Regions from separate parts of the Mus musculus genome. Here all the other regions are linked to region 4. Evidence: chromatin loops called from intact Hi-C (ENCODE). Cell type or tissue: left cerebral cortex. All regions are shown on one strand.

What was found. Peaks named below come from ENCODE experiments on the same cell type or tissue, not always from the same donor. Only the 100,000 strongest peaks of a DNase experiment are listed, where the experiment ranks them.
Region 1: it touches region 4 in a loop (2.7-fold over the local background); 5 of 42 quality-filtered maps call a loop at or near these places.
Region 2: a loop joins it to region 4, with 18 times the contacts of the local background. A loop is called at or near these places in 17 of 42 quality-filtered maps.
Region 3: it touches region 4 in a loop (3-fold over the local background); 4 of 42 quality-filtered maps call a loop at or near these places.
Region 5: it touches region 4 in a loop (10-fold over the local background); 21 of 42 quality-filtered maps call a loop at or near these places.

Annotation. Positions count from the first base shown.
Region 1 is chr9:69,772,814-69,777,813 of GRCm38, reverse strand. All of the region lies in intron 1 of B230323A14Rik (RIKEN cDNA B230323A14 gene), which reads right to left. Among named protein-coding and RNA genes, the nearest start is that of Gm31530, 7.9 kb to the right of the region's middle. In left cerebral cortex, no CTCF peak of the experiment used is centred here; no DNase peak of the experiment used is centred here.
Region 2 is chr9:69,620,797-69,625,796 of GRCm38, reverse strand. No RefSeq gene overlaps it. Among named protein-coding and RNA genes, the nearest start is that of Gm31469, 49 kb to the left of the region's middle. In left cerebral cortex, a CTCF peak has its summit at 2,283 (motif pointing left); a DNase peak (open chromatin) is centred at 2,288.
Region 3 is chr9:69,759,485-69,764,484 of GRCm38, reverse strand. Foxb1 (forkhead box B1) reads left to right here and starts at 3,545. Exons shown (of 2, transcript NM_022378.3): 1 at 3,545-3,937; 2 at 4,185-5,000. The coding sequence starts at 4,239. B230323A14Rik (RIKEN cDNA B230323A14 gene) reads right to left here and starts at 3,339. Exons shown (of 5, transcript NR_040765.1): 1 at 3,273-3,339. In left cerebral cortex, no CTCF peak of the experiment used is centred here; no DNase peak of the experiment used is centred here.
Region 4 is chr9:69,985,209-69,990,208 of GRCm38, reverse strand. It overlaps Bnip2 (BCL2/adenovirus E1B interacting protein 2), which reads right to left and starts at 743. Exons shown (of 11, transcript NM_016787.4): 1 at 520-743. In left cerebral cortex, CTCF peaks have their summits at 220 and 2,393; DNase peaks (open chromatin) are centred at 759 and 2,387; H3K4me3 peaks cover 1,288 bases; H3K27ac peaks cover 1,223 bases.
Region 5 is chr9:69,503,855-69,508,854 of GRCm38, reverse strand. No RefSeq gene overlaps it. Among named protein-coding and RNA genes, the nearest start is that of Mir3109, 49 kb to the right of the region's middle. In left cerebral cortex, a CTCF peak has its summit at 3,092 (motif pointing left); a DNase peak (open chromatin) is centred at 3,176; H3K4me3 peaks cover 287 bases.

The DNA of each region.
Region 1 (5,000 bases), 210 kb after region 4:
ATTTTGTTGTCATAACAACAAGAAGAGTAATTAATAAGACATGCAAAAGAAAAAACCATATAGATATTATAGAGAGGGGATAGGTAGATATGGTTAGGCTGTAACTGGGAGGATAAATCATTCAATAAAACAGATCTAGAAATGAAATATGATTAGTTAGCATAGATGAGACCAAAAGACCTAAATGAAACTTCTAGAAATGGAAAATAGGATATTAGGAAAATATACTAGATAGGGTTAAGAGTATAAAAAGTTCTGCAGGGAAAGAATCAGGAATGTGAAGATGTAGGAACCCAGTATGGCTGCTGATGTGAGCCACCTGTGGACAATATGAGTCAGGCCAATATAAGAAGGAGACTTACAGAAGGAAAGGAAAATTAATAGTAGCTCATTTTTTTTCTAATTTTATGAAAAATATGGTCAAAATTTGAGTGAAGGAGCTCAGTGACCCTCAGCTAGGACAACCTCAAGCAATGCTCAGCACACAACACCCACCCTCCTCAAAGCAGAGGTAGCGAGAAGTTCTAGGTGCTGGCGAGATGGCTCCACAGGAAAGGGAGCTTGCCTCCAAGCCGGGCGACCTCAGTTCAATCCCCAGATCCTACCTGGTGAAAAGAGAGAGTTCATTCTCACAAACTGTCTTCCAGCCTCACACATGAACCGTGAGTTGTGTGTGCACATGCACACATGCACGCGTACACACAAGAGAGAGACAGACAGAGATAGAGAGACACAGAGACATGCAGAGAGAGAAAGAGAGAATTATAGAAGCAAAACCTATCAAATCTTAGAAGCTGCCAAAGGTATGCATTGTATGCACTGTATAGTGAGGAACAAAAATAAGAATTATGGGGACTTTTTTACTTTTTTATTTGCTTACCTATATTTTATGTACATTGGTGTTTTGCCTGCATGATAGTAATTATATTATTATTATTATTACTACTATTATTATATCATGTCTATGTGAAAGTGTTAGATCTTGAAGTTACAGGCAGTTGTGAGCTGCCATGTGGGTGCTGGCATTTGAACCCTAGTCCTTTGGAAGAACAGTCAGTGCCTCCATGCAACCCAAAAGAATGGAGCACACATTTCAAAGTACTGAGAGAGAGAGAGAGAGAGAGAGAGAGATCATCTAGAATTCTATACTGAAGGAAAAGATAGTTCAAACTTCAAGTAAACAAAAACCTTCTGTCGGGCAAACAGAAGTTGAGAGATTCCATGGTGTGAAGATGTGAACTAAGAGATGAGATGTGCTAAAGGTGTTCCAAAGGCATTCTTTCAAAGACGAGGAACGTGGCACCTGGCAGAGATTTGTATCCATACAAAGGAATAGAGAGCAGGACATTTGTTTTCATCTTTAAATCTTTTGAAATAATTGGCTACTTTAAGCAAAGGTCGTGGCTAAGTCTGGAGGAGTTCAGAGTATAGAGAGAGGTAAAATGTATTATAACAACAGTTCAAGAAGGGCAAGGGGCAGCGGGAGCATACATAAGTAACTCGGTGTCATTTGAAAACAGGCGGCAGTAAGGGGAAAGGAAATCAGGATAGCTGATGGGGGGGTAGCAGAGATAAAATGGAATCAAATACCCATGGCTTTGTGCATGCTACCCAAGCTCTGCCACCTGAGATCATCTCCAACATAAACAAAAACAAAAACAAAAACCCTTAAATACAGTGCCACTGCAGTAGCACGTCTTCAGCTCTATCACTTGGGAAGCAGATGCAGGAAGCTTTCTATTAGTTCAAGGCCAGCCTGGTCTACCTAGTGAGTTCTAGGCTACCCAGGGTTATATAGGGAGAGCCCATCTAAAAAAAAATAATTATTTTTTAAAAATTAAGTTGAACTTAATTTACCTTACAATAATAACAATCTCACTGGATTTTAGTGTAAGTAATAATATGTCTTAATGAAAGACAAACATGTTTTCCAGAACAAAACATGGAGACAAATGCCTCATTTTATACCCTTGCAAATGGCCCAATAGAAGGAGATGCACTCTCCTACCTGTTTTTGCATTAAATTATTTTATGAAACTTCTGGAACACTCAACTGAACACAAGTAAAGTGTAAGCAATCTTTAAAAGAGATGTGCTATGGAGGCAGCTGTGATCTTTCCAAACCTATGCCAATTTTCAGAGAAAACTGAGGTCCCAGAACTGCACTTCTAGAAGACTCCACAGCTAGAAGTCATTTTTATTCACAGTTCACTCTCTGTGAGCTACTGTATACTTGCTAGAGACTGGATCCCAGATCCCCCACAGACATCAGAAATCTGCAGATGCTCAAGTTTAAATAAAACAAAATCTTAGCATGGCGGTGCACACCTTTAACTGCAGCAGTAGTGAGGCAGAGGCAGGAGGATCTCTGTGAGTTCGAGGTCAGCCTGGTCTACATAGGAAGCTCCAAGACAACCAGGGTTACATAGGAGACCCTGTCTCAAATAAATATATACATGAATAAATAAATGAATAAAATGAAGTTGGGTTGGAGAATTGGTTAGCTGGTTCAAGTTGTTCAGTGCATATTGCTCTTGAAGTGGACTTGGGTTAGGTTTCCAGTACCCATGGTAGGCGGCTCTCAACTCTGCAACTCCAGCTCAAGGGGAGCTGATGCCATTTCCTGGCCTCTGCAGGCACCCATACACACCAGGAAATCAGGAGATATCTATATCTATATTTATTACATATATATCTATATCTATTATATATATATATATATATATATATATATATATATATAGAGAGAGAGAGAGAGAGAGAGAGAGAGAGAGAGAGAGAGATGCATGCACATAATTTTAAAAGTAATGCATCTCTTTTTTAAAGAAAAATGGAAGTGTGCTTGTGTGTAGCCTATGCACACCTTCCTGGATGATCTGCCTTCCCACATTTCTTGTGACAGCCAGTACATCATAAATTCAATGTGAATAGTCTGGACACTGTATTGTTTAGGCAGCAGCTGTTTCTTCATGCTTCCCATCTGATTGAATTTGTGGATGTGGAACCCAGGGTGTCTTTAAGTTCTCAAAACTTGTATTGGAGAGATGGTTTAACTGCTAAAAGCACTTGTTTCTTTTGGCAAAGAACCTGGTTACATCCCCAGCACCTGCAGTGTCTTTCCACCATCTGTAACTCTACTTCTCGGGATCTGACACCATCTTCTGACCTCCGAATGTATGGCACACATGTGATGGCCATACATGTACACAGGGAAAACACTTATACACACATGCACGCACACACACACACACACACACAAAGGGGGAGAGGGCGAGGGAGCGAAGGCAAATATATCTTTTCTTTTTTATCTCAAAGCTTAACCACATGAAACCCTGCAGTCTAAGGAGCTGATGCTGATGTCTTGGGTATTTTCTTTTACCAATTGAGATTTAATATTCTGAAATGACAAGTTTGCTACTTAATGGCAGAGATGAGTCGGCCCTCAGAAATGTTTATAGAAGAAAGAGAAGAGAAAAATAAGAGGGGGAAGAGCAGAAAGAGGCCTAGCAAGATGCCCACCTCCTGAGGTCTCCTGAAAGCCTTTAGCCTATGAATTCCAGGCTTTAGGTTCCCTGACAGACACCCTCAGAGCAGATGACCATCAAAGCCATGTTAGCATCAACCATGGAGGCAACTCCTCTTGGGACCCAGAGCCCCAGCTGCAGCTGGCTCTGCATCAGTGAGGGACATTTTGATCTGCTAACTTCCCTGTGAAAGTTACACTGGAGGTTACAAAGGAGAAAGGGGGAATTAGCTTGACACCTTCAGAATTGAGCACACAAAAGCCCAAGGCAGAAGAAAACTGTCAGTTTGTAGAAAAGTCGAGGTCTAAACAGGTTAAAATAGTTTCTTCTCTTTTCCCTTCCCTTCTTCCTCTTCCTCTTCTCTTTTCCTCTGTCCCCCTTTCTCTCCCCCTTCCTCTCACCAAAATGATTCTGGCTTTTTGTTTGTTTGTTTCAAACAATCCTGGAAACAGTTTTAGCAACAAGTCCCCAAAGTAAGCTTTCTCTCTCTCCAGAAGCCTGTGCCCCCTGGAGGTGGGGGGCTGATGCCCCTCCTTTGTTTCTCTCTCCATCTGTTAAAGCTCGTGTAGTTAAAAAAAAAATCTCCTGGTCTACAGAGCAAGTTCCAGGACAGTCAGGGTTCTGTCTGGGGACCAGGGAAATACTGAAATCTTTCCTCAACAAATTCTTTTCTCAAGAGAGAGGTGGAGGAAGGAAGGCATTTTTCTAACATTCTAAACAAGTCTTGCATGTCATTCCTGCTGTGGGCTTTTTATATAGCACAGTCTATGAGAATCTAATTGAAATGATGGTAACCCAACAGTCTTTCTATCGTCATTGTTGTTGTTTGTGGGATTTTGTTTTGTTTTTTGTTTGTTTGTTTGTTTTCTGTCTTTTCATTTGTTTGTTTGTTTGGTTGGCTGGCTGGCTTTTGAATGCTGAGATGAAACTCCCCACCCAGAGGTATTTCCAAGTGCCTTAGAACCACTGTTTGAACTTCACTGGGCTTTGTATTAAATATGAATAATGTCCATTTTTCGTGCAGCCCTCATTTATCTAGTGACAGTTCAGCCAAGGAGGAGGGTGGGCACAATGGAGCATTCGGAATAAAAGCAAAATGAATACACACACGCACACACACACACACACGCACGCACACGCACACGCACACGCACATGCACACACACACACATACACACGATGGCTCAGTGAATAAAAGCACTTGCTGCCAAGCCCAGCCACCTGAGTTCTGTTCCTGGATTGTACGGGACAGAAAATAATTGACTTCTGAAAATTGTCTTCTGACCTTCACACTCGTATAGCAGAGTGTGCCCCAACCTCAACCTGTTCCACACACACCCCCATGATAATAATTATTAAAGATTTTAAACCTTAGGACACATTCCCTGTTTTGTAAGATGGGGACCATCATAAGCTATTTACAAGCTATTTACTATGAGTGTAGGCTCTGCAATTTGTTAGAGTCCCAGGGGACAG
Region 2 (5,000 bases), 360 kb after region 4:
AAATAAATACATCTTTTTAAAAAAAAATAGAGGCTAGGAACAGAAGATAGTATAAAGGAATGAAGCAGGCAGTGGAGGTGTGCAAGTCTAAGTCTGGAAAGACAGCTCTGCATCTAAGAGTGCCGGCTGTTCTTTCAAAGGATCCAGGTTTAGTTCGCAGCACCAGTGACAGCTGATTCACAGCCCTAGGAGGACCCGATACCCCTTCTGGCCTCTGAGGGCAGCCCTGCTTCTGGAAAATTCTGGAAAAACGTAATCAAAGTGGAAAATTAAGCAAATGATCCAAGTTGCTATAACAAAGTACCACAAGCAGGGAATCTTAAAACCACAGAAATATAGGTTCCATCTAGCTCTAGAGGTTACTAGTCTGAAATTGAGGTATTGGCAGGGTGGCACTGCCCGTGGCCCTCCTACTATGTATCTATGTTTAAGCTTCTCTTGGTGATAAGGACAGCAGTCACAGTGGGTGAAGGCCCATGCCAACAACCTCATTTCAATTTGATTACCTTAATGAAGACCCTATTTCCAAATGAGGCCACATTCTGAGGGACTGAGACTTAGGTCTTCATTATGTCTTCTTTTGAAAGATACAACTTGACCCATAACGCATGCTGTAGAAAAAAAATGTGGCATTTTGAGCAAACTATATCAGTTATGAAAATCAGTCATGACATTGTGTCATTTGTGACGTTGGAGAACCTAGACAAGTGTATGTTAGGTGTGTATGAGTGTGCCTGTTTGTCTGCATGTGCACCGGGTGTGTGCCATTGCCTGTGGAGGCCAGCTGATCCCTCTGGAGCTGATGTCACCGATGGCTGCGAGCTCCCAAGTGAGCATGGGCCCTCTGAAAGAACAAACAGCCACTGCTCTTAACCCTGAGCTATCTCTCCAGCTCTGGTAAGATGACATTTTGACTTAGAGATTCAATACTAAAATGTAATGATCTTTCAGAGATAAGTGATAGAGTGCCTAACTTTACTGTAAGCGGGGAGAAGGGTCAGGGATTAAAGCAAGCAGCTCCTTGGAATAAAGCCAAAACAGGATGGTGGCTGGCAAGAAGTGATGAGCCAGGCATGGTGACAGCATCTTTAATTCCAGCACTGGGAAGACAGAGTCAGGCAGATCTTTGTGAGTCTGAGGCCAATTTGGCTACATAATGAGTTCTAGGACAGCCAGGACTTCACAGACCTTGTCTCAAAAAACAAAAAATCACATTTTAAGTCATAGAATTTAATTGAACTAAAGTAGTCAATTAAAGACAAATATTCTGAAGGTTTTAGTAATTTAGTTATGTGCCCCTCAGAAGAATCAAGTATTGAAATACAATACCACACACAATTAAGATGAAAGGATGGAAAAAGGTCTACCATCAAATAGAAATTAAAAAAACAGCTTAAAAGTACTAACCTAGAGCGGGTGGTGCTGGCTGTGGTGATCTTTATTTCCAGCACACAGGAGCCAGAGGCAGGCAGAGCTCTGTGAGTTCAAGACCAGCCTGGTATACATACAGTTTCAGGCTACCCAGAGGCACATAGTGAAACCTTGTCTCAAAATTTAATTTAATTTAAAAAGTATTAAGGCTGTTGGGGGAAAGCTCTTTGGAGGAGTTAAGAAGGGTCATTGGTTTATAACAAGGAAAAGAAGTGGGTCATGGGAGACAGCGGCACGGTGATCAGAGATCGGGTGAACCAAAGCACATTTCCTCACCCTGCACAAAGTAAAACCCTTAAACAAATCATGTAAGAAATTGATAAACTTGTCAGAATGCCAGGAGGGTCTAAGCACGCCTGTTTTAGATGGGCAAGTTTAACCAAGGTGCACCCTTTGTCTCTACAAACAAAGTATAAGGTCCACAGCTGTCTGTCTTCTGCCAAACCGAACATAAGATAAGATGTATGACCCCTCCCGGAAAAATACTGACATTCAGCTAAATGGGTGGGAAGCTAAGTGCTCCGGGCGAGTCCACAGCTTAGAAAGCATGTGCTAATAATTCATTACTGTTAGTGGAGACTTCCCTTTTAACAAGCACAACTATTACAAATGGAATAATTAATGAAGACATAAAATAATGGATTGAGAAAAACAGAAAAAGAAAAGTATGTCACTGTCCTTCCTCTGCAGTATTTATGAGAGGCCAGATTCATTTCTTAAATTATTAACTTACTGCGTAAGATAACTTATATTCATCCTAAATGAAGGGAGAAATCTACCTAAAAAGATTAAGACTGGTAAATAGAACTTGCTATGATTCCCATAAGACGATAGCGGCAATGCTGCCCCCTAGTGGCTGACTCCAGCAACCTACTGTGACCTGGAGGAAAAGCTTTCTGAACCGTGGGTCATTTTCCAAACAAAAGCTTTAAATATAGGCCACAGAGTTGATGATTGCGTAAGTGTTCGGTCAGTGTCTGTTATTAATGTCATTCCCATCATTACCATTTGTATTATGCTTAAGCCTACTGCTAAGAGTCTCTGTGGCGGGTAGCTATTTCCAGGCTGACAGTCAGACCACACAGCAAGGGCAATGTATATCTAAGGAATAATCTTCAGTCCCTTTTCTCAGGAGACAGTGGGACAGACAGTGGGACACTTAGCCATTGCCTTCCTAGTCCTGCTAGCACAGTGCACAAAGAACACCTTGGAGATTAATAATGATGCCCTGGAGAACCATGGGCACTCATCCCCCACCCTAGAACTCAATGGAACAGCCACATGGCCACCTACCACTGAAAGAAGGCAGGCAGGTCTCAGGTACAGTGACAGCACATGAATGTGTGTGTGTGTGTGTGTGTGTGTGTGTGTGTGTGTGTGTGTGACAGATTAAAGTTTGTAACTTCACATTAAGAACAAGCTCAAGTCTGATTTCATCATCAGAGGTCCTCTTTAATTGAATATTATCATCTACAGGGGGAAGCAATTTTACTATTTCTAGCTTTTAAAAGTTTGTGTCTCAAACTGAACTTGCTGAGAAGGCTTGGCATACACCGTCCGGGCTTGAATCTCAACTGTTGGCCGCAGAGCAGCCAGATAGCACTCAGTCTCTCTCCAGAACGGCAGCTGCAGGACCTTGCTTGTCTTAGCTTGTACATGAACTACCATAGGGTGTAGGTGAGGGCCATTTCCACGTTGGTTTTGTGATCCAATTGTGTGGCTTTAAGATCAATCAGGAATGCTTAACTAGAGAGATGGCATCTTCTTTCTGGAGAGTTATGACTAAGCAAATGAACTGGAGTTGGGGGAAGGAGGGAATGTGGGCCAAGCCTCCTGAAGGTGACTTGGGGGTCTGAAACGCACAGCCCTTAAAATGTCTTGCTGCCAGTGCTGAACCCTCAGACTTTTTGTAAAGGGAAAGCTGTGGATGGTCATTCAAAGCTTAGCACAAATCAAAGCAGCCAGCCATTTACCAACTTGGCTGCTTTGATAGTTTTTTAAATATTGTCGATACTTGAAACCAATATGGGCCACCTGCTCCAACCAATCAGAACACCCAAATGTGAAGGAATGCGCTCCACTAAGTGTTGACAAAGGGTACAGAGCTTCTGAACTCACAGTGCCTGTAGAATCATCCGGAAGTTTCTTAAACACCTGCCCTATGACCCGGTAAGCTCACTCCTGGGCACTTATTTAAGATAAATGAAAAGATCCTCACAAAAATCACTTATATAGGGAACTTCTCAGAAGAGAGGGTAACAGGTTGTAAAAGCCAGAGGTCAGTGTGTATGGCGCCCATGAGCTTGCTGCAATTACGGTTTCCTACACTAGAGCTACACAAGATACATCATCAGAAGCAGTCAACAGTCCAGCAGGAAGCATCAATTTCATTCGGTGAGCTACTGAAAACGATTGGGGTGGGGGGAATTTTGAAAAGGTGGAGAGATGCCCAGTAGGAGTGGGATAAAGGGCTGGGGCTTAGGTAAGATCAATATACATTATTCACATGTATGAAACTGAATAAATAAGATTTTTAAAAAAAATAAACCCAATATACTTTTCCATTTATCTAAAGTTTAAGAAGTAGTTGCAACAACAGACACATGAAGGTTGGAGACTAGTCCTAGAGAACCGGGCTTCACACCAGAGCAAGTCCAGACAACAGCTTAGAAGATGAAAATGTACAAGTTGCTTCGAGGGCTGGTTACACAGAACTTCCTTGTACCAACACCACACACTTAATAACTGTGACTCTCAGTCTTTGTAAAGCATGCCTCAATTCAGAAACAGCTGCTAGTTCCAGTTCTGAAATTTGCTGTGATAAACATTTTGGTTTTTAAATTATCCTGTCAGTGTGGGAATGTGCACTCCACAGCTTGAGTGTGTGTGTGTGGGGGGGGGGGGCTGGGGGAGAAAGGGGGCTGGGGGAAGGAGAGGGAGAGGGAGAGGGAGAGGGAGAGATAGTCCAGTGATTAGGAATGGGCTCTCACCTTCTAGCTTGAGGTAGGGTCTCTCCTTTCTGTTGTACTGCCAACCTGTGTGTTTCCCAGGGAATGTTATGGCTCCACCTCCCATCTCACTGCAGGAGTCCTGAGGTTACAGATGTTACCCATCACAATTGGCCTTTGGGGGGTCACCCTCAGGTCATGCTTGTAGGGCCAGCACGTTCCCATACTAAGCCGTTGCCTCACCAGCCATGCCAGGATGAATGTAACCCACTAGAAAACAACTTCCAGGCATAAGGCCAATCTAGAAATGAAGTGAAGGTCCTTAGAGGGGGAGGTCTTGTCCATGTATAGTGTCATCCGACACTGTAGAACAGCAATGCAGAAATCAAGGTGGGCACAGCTACAAGATAAGGGAGGGGCTAAGCCTTTCGGAATATGCCGTTTGAAAAATGAGTCCTAGGCGGTCTTGAATCTCGGCCACTTGCCCTCGATAGGAATAGTTAAATGATAACAAGCAGGGTCCATATTTTTAATTAACTCAACACTAAATGGTTTTATTTTCAAAGCAGGGGCACCAGCCAGAGCCCAGATCTCATTTTGAATTCTGTATTCTCAATTCAT
Region 3 (5,000 bases), 230 kb after region 4:
TGCATGTGGTTCACATTCCGAGTAGGGGCGACGGGTATTGTTTTTGGCGTTTGGGAAACTTTCAGAAGCTGCTGGGTATGTTCCTGCCACCTCCCATCCGGTTTGGTAAATATTAACAAACTGGACGTGGTTGTTTTCTGGATTGTGTTTGTTGGGTTGGAGGGAGGGAATGGCTAAGGGGAGGGTTCTCCTCTCCACACACACACACACACACACACACACACCTGCTTAACAACACAAGGAATCAAAATCAATATTGTTTTTGTCACCCCTCTGTCTCCTTTTCACTCCCTCGGCAGCTCGGGTGCCACTGAAGCGAATTGTGGATTTATGGAGGGAAATTAGCATAAATTATTGCAAAATCTGCAGCCGTGTGTGGTCCAGCTTATGGGAAAAGAGGCTCTAGCAAACTTTCAGTAGAGAAAGGTGGTAGGCGGTGGGCTTGACGAGTCGATGAACGGTCCGTGCTGGAGGGGATCACCATTTGGTTGGCACATGGGGTATAATTGACTTGTGTGTGTTTTATATAGTTTTCCCAACAACCCCTTAAGCCCCCCGGTCGGATGTTGCCCCCTCCCACCTCCACCAAGCTTCTATTGGCTTTGGGTTTTGTACAAAAGACTGACGCACTTTTTCAAGATTTCTGGAAAGCATTCAGTCTCTTTATAATACCATCCTTAAAATGCTGTAAACAGCTTGCAACTCCACCCTCCCTCTCTAGGGCTTTGAAGACCTCTGACAGGAACTGAGGTAGAACTTTGCAGCAATGCCCGGGAGTTAAATGTGCCTCTACAGCTCCATTCCCCTCACAAGCAAACTTAAGTGATTAAGTTCTGTTTACTTGATTAACCCTAAACATGGGCAGTGAGCCTCAGCTTCCTTCTCAAAAGTAATGAGACTGAAAATTCGGCAAACATCAATTCCTACATGTAATACTGCATGGACACAGTGGTGACAACTTTCCCCAGGGAAATGAACAAAGATTTATTCCAAGTTAAAGTGATTGTTTTGGGTTTGTCCGTGTCCCCCCCCCCCCCGTGAACGTTTTCACTTTTAGAATTTAGTTAATCTTCTGTTTGCTCTGAGCAGTGATTTCGACAACCACACAAAGACCCCTTTTGCAGGACAACAAAATGTCAATTGTTAAACCTTACGCTATTCCTCACCCAGACCGGGTAGAAAAGTATCTTACTGGTTGCCATTGGGGGTAGGGCTGGGGGGGGGGGAGGTAGGGACGATGGTCTTTTACCATCTGGGATGCAATCACCATAAATATTTTATCCATCTTTGCATTTCGGTATGAACCCCTGCACATGTTTGCTAAAGGGAATCTGTAAAATACTCAAGGGCTTCCAAGCCGGCACCTTTCCACCCAGGAGCAATCCTACCTTGGCTTAAAGCCGCGATTGCTTTAGTGCCTCCGAAGCTCTATCTAGAGCAAGCAAGGCAAGGAACCAGAACTCCATCCCACTTCAAACACCCCTCGGGTTCCCCACCCCTTTGCGCTCCCAGCTCCTCCCACTGCAGGCCCTGGAGCCTAACCCGGGCACGCGCAGAAACACCACCAAACCTTAGTTTGTTGTTGTAGCGCGCGCAGCTCAGTCCAGTAGGGCTGCCTCTGGCCCAAACTGGGCCTAGGGTCCAACTGATTTAATCTTTGGAGAAGGGAGATCCACATATCTGCCCTGTTCTAGCCTTGCCCCCAGAGACGGGTCAATGCTTCTACCCCCACCCCCCTGCTCGCACCTCCTCCCTCCTCCTGGTTATTTTTTCCCCCGAATTAAGAAGGTGACTTGAGTCTTCCCTTCAAGCACTCTGTTAATATTGAAAAACGTGCGCTTGCATCTAAAGCGCAGCAGCCCAGGCGCCAGAGCCATTTCAATATTAATGAAATTGTTTAATCTCCTAAATTCGTCGTGTTTAAGTTACGTTTTGGTGAGTTATTGACCGGCTTCGAAACTGTGGTTAATGAAGTTATGTGAGTAGGGATGTGTGTGTGTGTGTGTGTGTGTGTGTGTGTGTGTGTGTGTGTGTGTGTATGTGTGTGTGTGCGCGCGCTCGGAAGCTGAAAGGTTTTCTTGCTATTCACAGACTAATGCTCTACTGTCACTCAAAGTGTAACAAACGTCACACTACAACTATCAGTCTGCTCCTATGGGGGAGGGGGAGGAAGAAAGAAAAAAGGAAAAAGAGGTTTTCGGAGTTTAAAGACAGTTCTGTTAGGCTGTAGGTATTAAGTATTTAACCTAGTGGCATGGGGTTCTTTTTAAAACCACAAAGGCCCCCGGAAAGCGCTGAAAAGCGTGGAACTCCTGGCTTGTACTCATTGCGTGCAAGCCGAAGGGTTGAGTCGCGGTTTATTCCCTAACAGTTTGATGAAGACGGCGACGACGAAGAAGAAGATGATGATGATAATGATACTAATGATTCATTTAATCCTCACAAGGCAAATATGAACTCGAAGGAGCCCGCTATTCTCTCCAGGCCTGGTGCCACGTGCCCCCCCCCCCCCCAAAAAAAAAACCTCGCTGGTCTCAGCAGGCACTGTTTGTCTTTTCATGGAGTTCTAAACTCTAAAGAAACTATTCCCATGTAAAAAGGGGGAGGGGTCTGCAAAATGCTGACCCGCTAACTTCCAAGAAACCTCAGACTTCGCAAGCACCTGGAAAAAGGAGACCCGGAAGCCATAGCGTACATTGGACAAACTCCCGCCCTCCCCAGGCCCACACGCTGCCTTGCCTCAATTTACCCTGAACGTCCTTGTGCCCATTAAATCTCTGAAAAACGTATTAAAGCAGAACCTAATACATTCATCCATTCTTTTCAAAGAACAAAAAACAAAAAACAAAAACCCCAAACTTACCTTGGCCTGGAGAGATGGCTCAGCCGTTAAAGGCTAGGCTCACAACCAATATATATATATTGAATATATATATATTCAAAACGGACTTATCCACCCAGCTGTCCAAATATATCTATCTATATGCGTCTATTAACTTTACCACCTTTTTAAAGCGACAGACAAATTTCTACCTGCCTCTTGCAGGACTGGGGGTGGGATTGCGAGGTAGGTTTCCATTTGAACAACCCATCCAATCAACCCCGCGCAGTGGCAACCAAAGTAGAAAGGTCGCCCTTCAGGAGAAAGCCTGTGCTATAAGTTAGCTAACAATACAAACCCGACACAAAGCAAAGGAAACAGAATACCCCAGCCGAGCAATTTCCATGTCAAACACCACCGGCGCGGCAGATAGCTCAGAGTGAGTGGTCACCTGCCAGCCGGCTCCGCGCGCTGCTCCGCTCATACCTTCCCATTGCGCACACCGGTAGGCGCTGCCCGCTCCCCGCGGGCGGCAGAGGCTCTTCCCGGTCTCCCAGTCTTCGGCTGGAAGTGATTCCTATTGGCCAAGGTGTCCATGTAAATAGGTGTGAAAGAAACCAGCGCTGGCCAGGCTCTCTCTCCTCTCCCTCAGTCCCCTCCCTCTGCAGCCCCCGCTCCCCCTCCTTTTCCTCCTCCTCCCAAGGCGATTGTCATACGATAGCTAAGAAGTGGCACATTAATGAAGCGCCGCTACAGGGGTCTTTTCTGCTCCTGTCACCGCTTAAAACTATCAGATGGTTCGAGGGTGGACATGGAGGCAGCCACCTAGCTCAGCGGAACCACGAACACCACAGCAGCGTCCTCTGGATCCCTGAGGCGGCGTCTGCCACTGTCCTCACGGGCACTCCGCAGCCGAGTTCGGTCTCCCAGCAGGGCGCACGACCCACGAGCGCGCTGCGCAGCCCGCGGAGAGGAGCTCTACCGGGCTGAGTCCAAGCCTAGCTGGCAGCGAGTCTCACTGCTCCCCGACGCTGCGCTCCGGTCGCGCGCAGGGAGGGACTCGGCCACCAGCCACGCCATCCCGGATGCGGACCGGCAACTTGGAACAACTTTAAGGTGAGCATCTATCTCTCTGTCCCCTCCCCTGAATCCAGGTCCTACCTACTTTCCTGCAAACCTCTCTGCTGCTCTCGGTCTTCCCCTCTCCACTTCCCCTAGCTGAGTCTTACCCAGTTTGGTGCGCAAAGTTGCTGGCACCCGAATCCCCTCTTCCCCACCCCCTATATCTGTGACTCGGCCTGAGTGACCTCGCCAGTGTCTCTGCACCTATGCTGCCCTTCTCCATCACCTCCCCCCTTCTCAGATTCGACCAGTCCTCCGGGCCGCGCGGACCCTGAGCAAGTGGCCAAGCAAGAAGATGCCTCGGCCGGGCCGCAACACGTACAGCGACCAGAAGCCGCCCTACTCATACATCTCGCTGACCGCCATGGCCATCCAGAGCTCTCCGGAGAAGATGCTGCCGCTCAGCGAGATCTACAAGTTCATCATGGACCGCTTCCCCTACTACCGGGAGAACACGCAGCGCTGGCAGAACAGCCTGCGCCACAATCTCTCCTTCAACGATTGCTTCATCAAGATCCCGAGGCGGCCAGACCAGCCGGGCAAGGGCAGCTTCTGGGCGCTGCATCCCAGCTGCGGGGACATGTTCGAGAACGGGAGCTTCCTGCGGCGTCGCAAGCGCTTCAAGGTGCTCAAGTCAGACCACCTGGCGCCCAGCAAGCCGGCGGACGCCGCGCAGTACCTCCAGCAGCAGGCTAAGCTGCGGCTCAGCGCGCTGGCCGCCTCGGGCACGCATCTGCCGCAGATGCCGGCCGCTGCGTACAACCTGGGCGGTGTGGCGCAGCCTTCCGGCTTCAAGCATCCCTTTGCTATCGAGAACATCATCGCTAGGGAGTACAAGATGCCTGGGGGGCTGGCCTTCTCTGCCATGCAGCCGGTTCCGGCTGCCTATCCTCTCCCTAACCAGTTAACTACCATGGGCAGCTCTCTGGGCACTGGATGGCCACATGTGTACGGTTCCGCGGGTATGATCGACTCAGCCACCCCCATCTCCATGACTAGTGGCGACTACAGCGCCTATGGAGTGCCGCTGAAGCCGCTGTGCCACGCCGCGGGCCAG
Region 4 (5,000 bases):
AATTCTCCAGTGGCATCGCATGCATACAGCAATCCAAAGCATCCTAGCCGGTATTTAAATGAAGAGGTTAAGTGTCTGAGAACAGCCAAGGATCAGGCATTGACGTACACACCCTACAATAGGATATCACACTCAGGAAGGTTCAAGAGAGCCCTGATGACTTATAGGATGCTGTCTGTGTATGCTGTCTGCGTCCATCCCCCCGAGGCTATGGGGTGCACTACACGCCCAAGTTTCTTTGTTCTGCTCTGGACTGACGCCGGTTAGGAACACGGAACAAACGAGGCTAGGGGAAGCCAGGAACCGGGAGGTTCCGCTCCAGGCTTTCGGGCCACAGACGGAAAAAGGAAGGGGGCGAGAGCCTGGCACCAGCGTCCGAGGCAGGGCGGGGCCCGGCAGCGCTCGGACCCGGAACGCGAACGCGCCAGTCCACGGCCGCCACCCCCGCCTGGCCTGGCCGATCCTCCCGCAGCCCTCCGGCTGTGCCGTAGCCCGGCCCGCTACCCAAGCCGTGCTCACCCCGGAGGAAGCCGCGGCCCCCTCGTCCTCTTTGCCCCTCCAGGCCGGCGACGTGGGGCTGACGGCCAGGTCGCAGAAAGCGGCGCCGGGCAGAGCCCGCTGCCCTTGGTCGGCTGTGGAGACGGGGCCCAGCTTTTCCCGGACGATCTTAGTTGCAGTCCGGGCGGCTGCAGCTGACCCGGATTCAGTGCGTACGCCCCGGCGGAAGTGACCACCTCCGGACCGGCGCCGGGCGCGGCCGAGGGAGGAAGCGGGGGCGGGGCGTTTTCCTAAAATCCTCGGCGGGCTTCCTCTCTGCGCATGCGCAGCCGTGAGCCCTTCTGTCCCGGGCCAGCTAAGGCTTTGGCTTGCTGCTGGCGAGGGAGGAGGAGGGCGCAGCTTTCTAAGGCTCACGCACTTAACGTTACTGTAGGGACCTAACCTCGCTGTCTTGAAAGAGCTATTCGTTTCTCTCTGTTTTCCTTTACTTGACATTATATTAACTATATTACAGAGTGAATGAAAAGGGGGTGAAAAATAGTCGATGTCTTATGTACGATAGCCAGGTCCTAGAAGAATCTACTTTGATAGAATTTTCCGACGTGAATAGTTTTTCTCTCCAGTAATGCTTCTGAGAGAGTAATAAGTACCCCACCCCTCTCCTCCCCAGACTCCTCTCCTGTGTTCCGAGTTGGCCTTGAATTCCTTCCAGTGTATCTGAAATAACCTTGAAAACTAATTTTCCTGCCCCAGTCTCCAGAGAGCTGAGATTATCTACATGATTGTTACCACATTGTGGTAGAGATAGAGACAACTTAGGGCTTCCTGACTGCTGCTAGGTAGGCACTCTATTATCTGAACTTTCCGTTCCCACCATGTGGTTGCTGGGATTTGAACTCCGGACCTTCCGAAGGTCCCGAGATCATAGGAAATTTCATTACGATTCACGACTGTAGCAATATTACTGTTCTGAAGTTGCAACGGAGTAATTTTGTGGTTGGGGGTCTCCACAACATGAGGAACTGTACTAAAGGGTCCCAGCTTTAGGAAAGTTTAGAACTATTGCTTTAAAACATGCTTTTCCCAGTTATTTGTGGGTCCTATCTTGATGACGTAGAAAAAATGAAAATAAAAGTGAAGTCAGTAAATGTAAAATATTTTATTATCACAGTCAACAGTCCTAAAATTGGCTGTCGTAAAAAAAAAAAATCCTCAAAAAGGGGGAGGAGGGGATAAGAGGTTTGTGGAGAGGAAACTGGGAAGGGGATAACATTTGAAATGTCAATAAATAAAATAACCAATAAAAAATTCTCAAAAGATCTCAACTTCTGTACTTTTCTGTGTGGGCCATTAACAATTTTTTTGAATGGCTTCCGTCTATGAGCTGTCCTTTTAAGCAGCTTCAAGGGGCTGTTATTTTGGAGGGCAAGGTCATCCCTCTTAGAAGTTGAACGTGCTCAACCTGTCCAGAGAGCTAGTAGGTAACTATTTGGGCAAGCCTATTACTCCTAAAAGGAATGGTGAAGTCAAAACTATTTTAAATGGATCCAAAACACAGTTCTTTAGAGATACAGTTTAGATTTGTTCTCTGTTGGCAGAGAGTTAAGAGCTCTGTGACTTACCTATAAAATGGAGAAAAAAATAATGCCCGCCTCATGGGGCTTTTGAGACAGAACAGTACATGTATCTGAGATGGGCGCTTGGAATGTTGCTATCATCTGTGTTAGTATTATTTCCCCTAGCAATTTTCTTAATTGCTGGAGGGGGAAACATGACAAACAGATCCACAAAGTTTTAGTTAAACCACTTGGCCACAGGAAGCATTTTCTCTCCAGTTACAGATTTTTCCGGAGTTCCAATTTGTATTTTAGTTCTGCAGTGTGCAGAGTTCCCCACACGGTGGCAGAAAATCGTTTGCAATCATGCCAGAGAGTGAGGTTTTTGTGGTCTTGAGTTTCCTCATTTTAGTAACAGAACATGACTTGATTCAATGTTTGGTTCTGAGTAAGATACTCTGCAACATTTTCCTTTCATGAACTATTTATCTTTACTGTTAAAACATTAGAAACTGTGGATAAACCAAAAAGACTATCATTATGAATGATCACTTTCAGATTTGAATTTATTTTTATTCATTGCATGTCTTTTTAAAAATTAGTGGATGTAGTTTAATCAAATGATTAAGTTTATAAATTTTTTTGTTTAAAAACCTTTAAATTTATTTTTAGAACCTCATGCAGGCACTCTGCCACTGAGTTACCCTTCCTGTTTTGTTTTGGAAATATATCAGAAATTCCTTTTCATATTTATAACTGAATTTCATCACATTCATTCATTCACTTCACAGTTTTAAAAGACAGGATCTTGTGCATCTCAGGCTAGCCTCCAACTTGCATGTGGCTGAACCTGGTTTTGAACTCCCGACCTTCCTGCCATTACTTCCCAAGTATAGGGATTGCACCCTGTGCTTAAATTTCAACATTATATTTACTACCAAATTTTTATTTACCATTCAAGTAGTTCCATATTTCATAGTTAAAAACATTTTAAAAAAATATTCAAAAAATCAGAAAAACGGACTAACTTATTTTCAAGTAGTACACTAGATACATTTTCAGATTATATATTTGATATATTTTTCTTTAACTTATATCTAATACCTTTAAACCAATGTATCTAAGTGTGTTAAATACTATTTCAACCTTGTGTTTACAAACTTTGGAGGCAATATTTAGTAGTTTTTTAAAAGATTATTTTATGTGTATGACTGTTTGTCTGCATGTGTATTTGTGTGCTGTGTGTTTGCCTGATTCCTGCAGAGACCAGAAGAGGGTATCAGATACCCTGGAAGAGGACGTTCAGGTGGTTGTGAGCTGCCATGTGGGTGCTGGGTACGGACTCCAGATCATCTACAAGAAAGCAAGTTCTCTTACCTGCAGAGCCGTCTGTCCAGCCTGTGATCTTGGTATAATCTTTTCCGTCTGTCTCCCCTTTCTGCCTGGCTTCCTTAGGGAAGCCTGAGTGAGTTCTACTTCCCACTCCACGGCACTCAGCTTCTCAGATTGTTCCTTTCAGCTTTGTGATCTTCTGTTCCCACCATTAGTCCTTCTCCACCCTTGGGACATGTCATGAATCTGTTCTAAAAGCACGCATTGCACTCCTTGAAATGGCTTTTGTGAGTGGTAAAAAGGGCTGGAAAGATGGCTCAGTGCATTAAGCACTCATACTGCTTTTGTTCCCAGCAGCCAGGTCAAGTGCGCTAACTGTAACTCCCTCTCCACAGCTACAGCATCCCCTTCTAGCCTCCCTGCATACCTGCACGGACTCATACGCTCATACATACATACACATCGTTAAAAATAAGTAATCTTTCCACGCTGCCATCTTGGTGTGCCTGAAAATCCTGACTGATGCTCTCAGGTGTCAACAATGCTGCAAAGAGAGGCAAACACCAGGCTGTTCTCCACCAACGTCTGGCGCCTAACTTCACTGATGAAGCATTATTACATTAGCCAGTTTGAGGTCACCGATGATCACAGAGCTAAGAACACCACTGTGAACTTCACGGGCAGGTTAGACAAGCATAGAGGGATCAGCCTCAGATCTGATGTGCAGCTCAAAGACTTAGGGAAATGGCCGAGTAATCTGCTCCCATCTCGTAGGTTTGGTTTTATTATCCTGACGACCTTAGCTGGCCTCATGGGCCGTGAAGAAGCAGAATGAAAGCACACAGGAGGGAAAGCCAAGGAGCACCTTTTCCAGGGTTCTAAAATATACATAAAGTGCAACAAGAGAATAAACCCTTTAAAAAAAGAATATTGTCACACAGCTTTCTCTGATTTTGTACAGCCTGCCTTGCATATGACAAAGTCAGGGTTATCCATTAGAGGAGGAAAGTTTCTCAGGGAGACAAGTTGTCTACAGAGGAGCCCTGGGAATTCCTTTTGTTTGGGTGAAGTTCTTTGGGACAAGGGTAATGAGTGCACGTGAGTGTGTCTGTGTGTGTGTGTTCATGTCTCTGAATGTGCATGTGTGTGATTGTGTTTGTGTGTCTGTCATCTGTGTCTCTGTGTATATGTCTCTGTGTCTGCATGTATGTGTTTGTGTGCATGTGCATATGAGTGTGACTGCATGTGTGTGTGTGTGCACTCAGCTTGAGGTGTCCTTCCTTAGCCTCTACTTTATTTTTTTCCAGATTTGTTTGTGTGTCTGGTTGTTTTGCCTTCATGTAAGTCTGTGCACCACAGGGTGCTTTAGAGGTCAGAAGAGAGTGTTCAATCTGGAACTGAAGTTAAAGATGATTGCGAGTCATCCTGTGAGCCAAACCCAGGGCCTCTTATGGGCAACAAGCACTCTTAACCAGTGAACCATCGCTTTAATCTCAACTACTTGTTTCTGCGAAGCGGCCTCACACTGGGACCTGGAACTCATGAATTAAGCTGGCCTAGTTGTTCAGTGAAATCCAGGGATCCTCTCATCTCTGCCTTCCCAGCACTGGGATT
Region 5 (5,000 bases), 480 kb after region 4:
CATCTTCTCACTGGTCCCTCTCAGTCCCCCAGATATGCCTCCATTTCCCAGGCAGCCTTCTCCAGGCAGGTCCCCTGCAGAATCAAGATGAGATTCCCCACCCGCTCCTTGCGTTGTCTTACATAATAAACCATGGAGTTGCAACGGGGCCTCCATTTCCCCATCTGTGGAGTGAAATAAAAATGAAGAGTAGCTGGCCTTGAAGCCTATCTCATCTCCACCAGGAAGGGATGTCCCCCCTGCTCAAATGGAACTCCGTGCCTCCTAGGTTCCCTCCCCAAAAATTTGTTCTTTCCATTTCAGCTTCCTTTAGAATATTTGAAACACTCACCAAGCTTTTATTTCTTTAAAAAAAAAATTATCATATCAATTCTCTTTTCTATTCCCTTGTAATGAATGCCTCTCCCTCCTTCCAGAGGCTTCCACAAAGTTGCAATCAACTCCCATCAAACTTGCCAGTACCTAAAGAAAAACAAACCACAATAAACCATCACGTGTCTTCCCTCTTTTTTTTTTTTTTTTTTTTTTTTTTTAATGAGAGGGCTGTGCCTGTGTACCACGGGGTTTGTGTTTGGAGGGGACAACTTATGACTTGTGGGAGTCCACTCTCTTGTCCACTGTGTGGGTCCGGAGGACAGAGCTCAAGTCATCAGCCTTGGAAGCAAGCACCTTTACCGGGCTGAACCATCCCAACCTTGCCTTCCACTCCCAACGTTCATTTTGAATATTCTGCAAACCCCTTCCATCCTGCATGTCCCTGTGCCCCCTATGTTTTGAGCTGTTCGCCATTCTTTGTCTACAGTTTCGAGGAACCTCATATAAGTCTCGTTTCTCTGAGGAGCAGCTAACCCAATTCCCCACTATCAGGACAAAGCTTGCTGATCAATAAGAGAACAAATCCCATCTTATTAGGTCCTGTTTGATCTTCAGATTTCAACTACGTTACGCTAGCTCCACAGGAGAGGTGCCAAGTTACCTCATAAAAATAAATTAGGGAAGCACCCAGTTGAAGAGAAAATGAATTTGCAACCCTTAGAATGTTCCAGAGTCCCGAATGTGTCCCGCAAGCCAAGCAAAATGCAAGGATTCCTTTCCCTGCCTTCTCTACGCATTTATACGCAACCCTCCTCTCTCCCTGCAGAAGAACAAACACTCGTTCTCTCCACAAACATTTTAGTGTATCCTCCTATTAGGGGTGGCTTAATTCCGATGTCTGCTGCAGTTTGTGTTACTGAGTTGCCGCAGACTCTGAGGAGGGTAGGGAAGGCCTGTAAGGAGCCTCGCTGCAGTCTGTCTGCTTAGATCACATCAAGATGGATACCTCATCTGGACCAGCGTGGAAGCAACCACGTCCTTCCTCCTCCCTCTGCTCAGAGAGCCTCCACAGGGATTAGATTGTTATCCAAGCTTCCTGGACTCACTCCAGATGCAGATTGCAAGGCCGGCTCCAAGGGAAACTTTAAAAGGTGACAGAAAATAGACCTTCAGCAGAGCGGGTTCAGAAAAACCACATAATAACCTTTGCCGAGTTTAACTCCATCTTAGATACCCATAAATAGACCTGCTTTCAGGAACTAAGAACTAATCCTACGGCGATAATACAAAGCCCCGTCTCTCATTCCGCAGCACCGTGCAGATTGCCTCAAGAATCACGAGCAATCTCCCCGACTCCTTAAGCTGTGTAATTCATTTCTGAGCACCCGTTCGAGAAACCTCATTAATTTAGGTGGCCTTTTTGCTGTACATCCGAGGCACACAAATATTTGGTATTTTTACCCGAGGTCGGAGTTAAAGAAAAAAATTAATTTCTCATTTTCAGAAGGGATTATGAACATGAAACACTGTGACAGTAACACGCGTCCATTACCTGATATTCTCTCTCTCTCTCTCTCTCTCTCTCTCTCTCTCTCTCTCTCTCTCTCTCTTCCCTCTCTCACATGCACACACACACACACAAGTAGAATACATGAAGATAAAATTGAAAGAAAAATGGGAAAGACTATGATAAAAGCAGTGAGTTTTCTGTAACCCCACCTCAATACTCCAATCAAACATAAGATGGAAGAGCTTTGATTGGGGAGGAAAAAGGGAGTCTTTGAACATGGACGGGTGGGTGCTGTATGCAGTCACTTCACCTAGATTTAGCTCTCTGAATTACCAAGTCCCTGGATGGAAGCTACACAGTCACCATTAAGCTGAGTTCACAATGGCCCCTAAAGGAGCTGGGACTTCAAAGGTGGCTCAATGGGTGTTTTCCGTTCTTCATTATACCCGATACAAGAGTAACCTGCACTAAACAATCCACTCTGCCTAATTAAACGGAATCTCTTCCTCTCTATTAAATATTTAGAAGTGCCAGCTGGGCATAAACATGTCACCGGAGAAGGTGGGAGGGGATACCCTCTTGATACTGGTCAATAACTGACTTAACCTCCTTTAAGCAAAGCTGTGGTCTGAATAGCACCAGGGCACATAAATTATTCTAATTACTTTACTATCAGTAAAAACTGTTTAGAGGTAAAGAGTGTTTATTCTCCACAATTATGCTCACAAGAACCATCAGGATATACAATCTGGAGGTGTGGGTCTTTGCTCCAGATACCAGCAGATAGCTTGTGGTATTTTCTTTTTCAATTATCCATGTCTCTAAAAGCTATGACAGTATTTTCTACCATGGTCCTATCCAGATTAGATAGCAAGGTTTTGTTTTGTTTTTAAAATATTTTTATCATAGTTCTTAGTATTTTTAAAAAGACACTTCATGTCTTCTTTGAAGACGGAATTTCTCTTAATGTGCTTCGAGTTTGTGTGGTTTTGTTTTGCGGTTAAAGCAAGAAAGGTGTGCAAATTGTTTGCTCCTTTTTGAAACTGGTGGAGGAATTACAAAGTTCTTTCGGCTCATCAAAGTAGTTTGGCTTGCATGCAAGGCTCACTGACAAACCTCCTAACCTTTTTTAAAAACATATGGTTTTTATTTGTAACAATATTTGTGACATAAGGTTTGTTCGTTATACAACCAGAAAAAAATTGTAGAAACCAGTGTTTGATGGCGATTATGAGTTGAGACGCTTTGTTGGAGCGCCCTCTTGTGACCAGGCTTCACCAATGCAACTTCTGTCCTAAAAAACATTTTTTTTAATGATTATTTATTTATTCATTCATTTTCGGAACAGCATTGATCTATGGGTATAGACATAAATATTTAGAGGAGACTTTGACATCGCATCTATTTTTCAAACAGTAAATATGTTCTCCACTTAGACTTCTGACATCCCCAGCCACAGGCTTTTCTTGAGCAGGTTTACAGTGACAGGCATGGATCTCCTTTGAAGAGAGCCTCAAATCCAATCAGAAAGCAGTTGGTTACCCCCGTAACGACCAAGCCATTGGGCACCTCCTAACTCCAAAAGCACTGAAAAGTGTATTTCACTGAAGTAAAGAAATAAGTGAGAGTTTTTAAATGTATGTGAACGCTTAAAATGTACATACAGAATTTCCACAGAGCAGAAAGTGCTTTGAAAAGAGACAGTTTGCACCCAACCCCAAGTGCCCATCAGGAAGTCACAAGGGAAACGCCGCTTATGCCCTGACTCAACACCTCTGTCAGATGCCAGTGGTGGGATTCAGATAGAGCCTAGACGACAACGACGATGAAAACGGCGGCGGCGGCAGCGGTGGCAGCGGCGGTGTGAAGGCTGAACACGGTCCCCATCACTGCCTGAGGCCCCCCAGCATGCTGTAAAGACATGTTTCCGTTGGTTAAGTCCTTAGTGGTTGCTGTCCTTGGGTGAAATGTGGTTTTTCTTTGAGACCCTCCCTCTTATACTTGGACATGAGAATTTCAGCAAAAGAAAAGACATTAAAGGAGTTAGTTATGCTAACTATGTAAAATACAGTGTTAAACATAATGTTAACTATGTAAAATGTAATGTTAACTATGTAAAATGTAATGTTAACTATGTAAAACATAATATTCTAAGTAAAGTCTTCTGAAAGCATTTTTATGCTTCAATGTTCACTAAAAATAAAGTTATTTGGGGAAGATTGTTGCATTTTACCAGGAAACCTGGGCTGAGAAATTAATATATTTTGAGGGCTGGAGAGATAGCTCAATGGTTAAGAGCACCAACTGCTCTTCCAGAGGACCTGGGTTCAATTCCTGGCACCCACATGGTGGCTCAAAACTGTCTGTAACTCGCACTCTCACACAGATGTACATGCAGGCAAAACACCAATGCACATGATATAAATTTTTAAAAAATGCTTTTAAAGAAATAAATACAATTTGAAATCACTGTGGTTATCATTCATAGAACTTTCTCTTTGAGATGAGAAAATGAGCATGCACTTATTACATATCTTTAATTTTATACAGTTTAAATTACTAATTTCGGCATTTAAAGTGTAACAGAGTTTCTTATTCATATAAGAAATTAAAAGCTCAATAATAATATTAAAAAGGAATTGATGAATGAAGACTATTTTCTTGAGGTAGAGTCTCAAAGTAGCTTAAATTATCCCCAAACTCAGTAAGTAGCCAAGGATGGCCTTGAACTTCTGATCTTTCTGCCCCCATCTCCTGAGTGCTGGGATTACAGGCCTGGTCTATGCCGGGTATATGTGGTGCTAGGTGATGAACCCAGGTTTGGTGTCTGCCAAGTAGACAGTCCACCCTCTGAGCTACCCTTCTAACCGAGGACTCCTCCTAGACACAGGATATTGTAGATCTTGAAAAAGCTTGAAGCTATAGTGTTCAAACTAGATGTTTTACAGGTTTAAAAACAAAACTAAACAGTTGAGGGCCGACGACCTCAGTTAACTCACTGACATCCACGTGGCCAAAGATCTGACTCCTGTAGGTTGTCCTCTGTTGTCGCCCCCCTCCATCCCACCACACACACACACACACTCACTGTGGCATGTGTGAACACAAGTACACACCCACAAATGTAATTTAATTTTTTTATTAAAAAATACAGTTCATCACATGAGGCATGCCC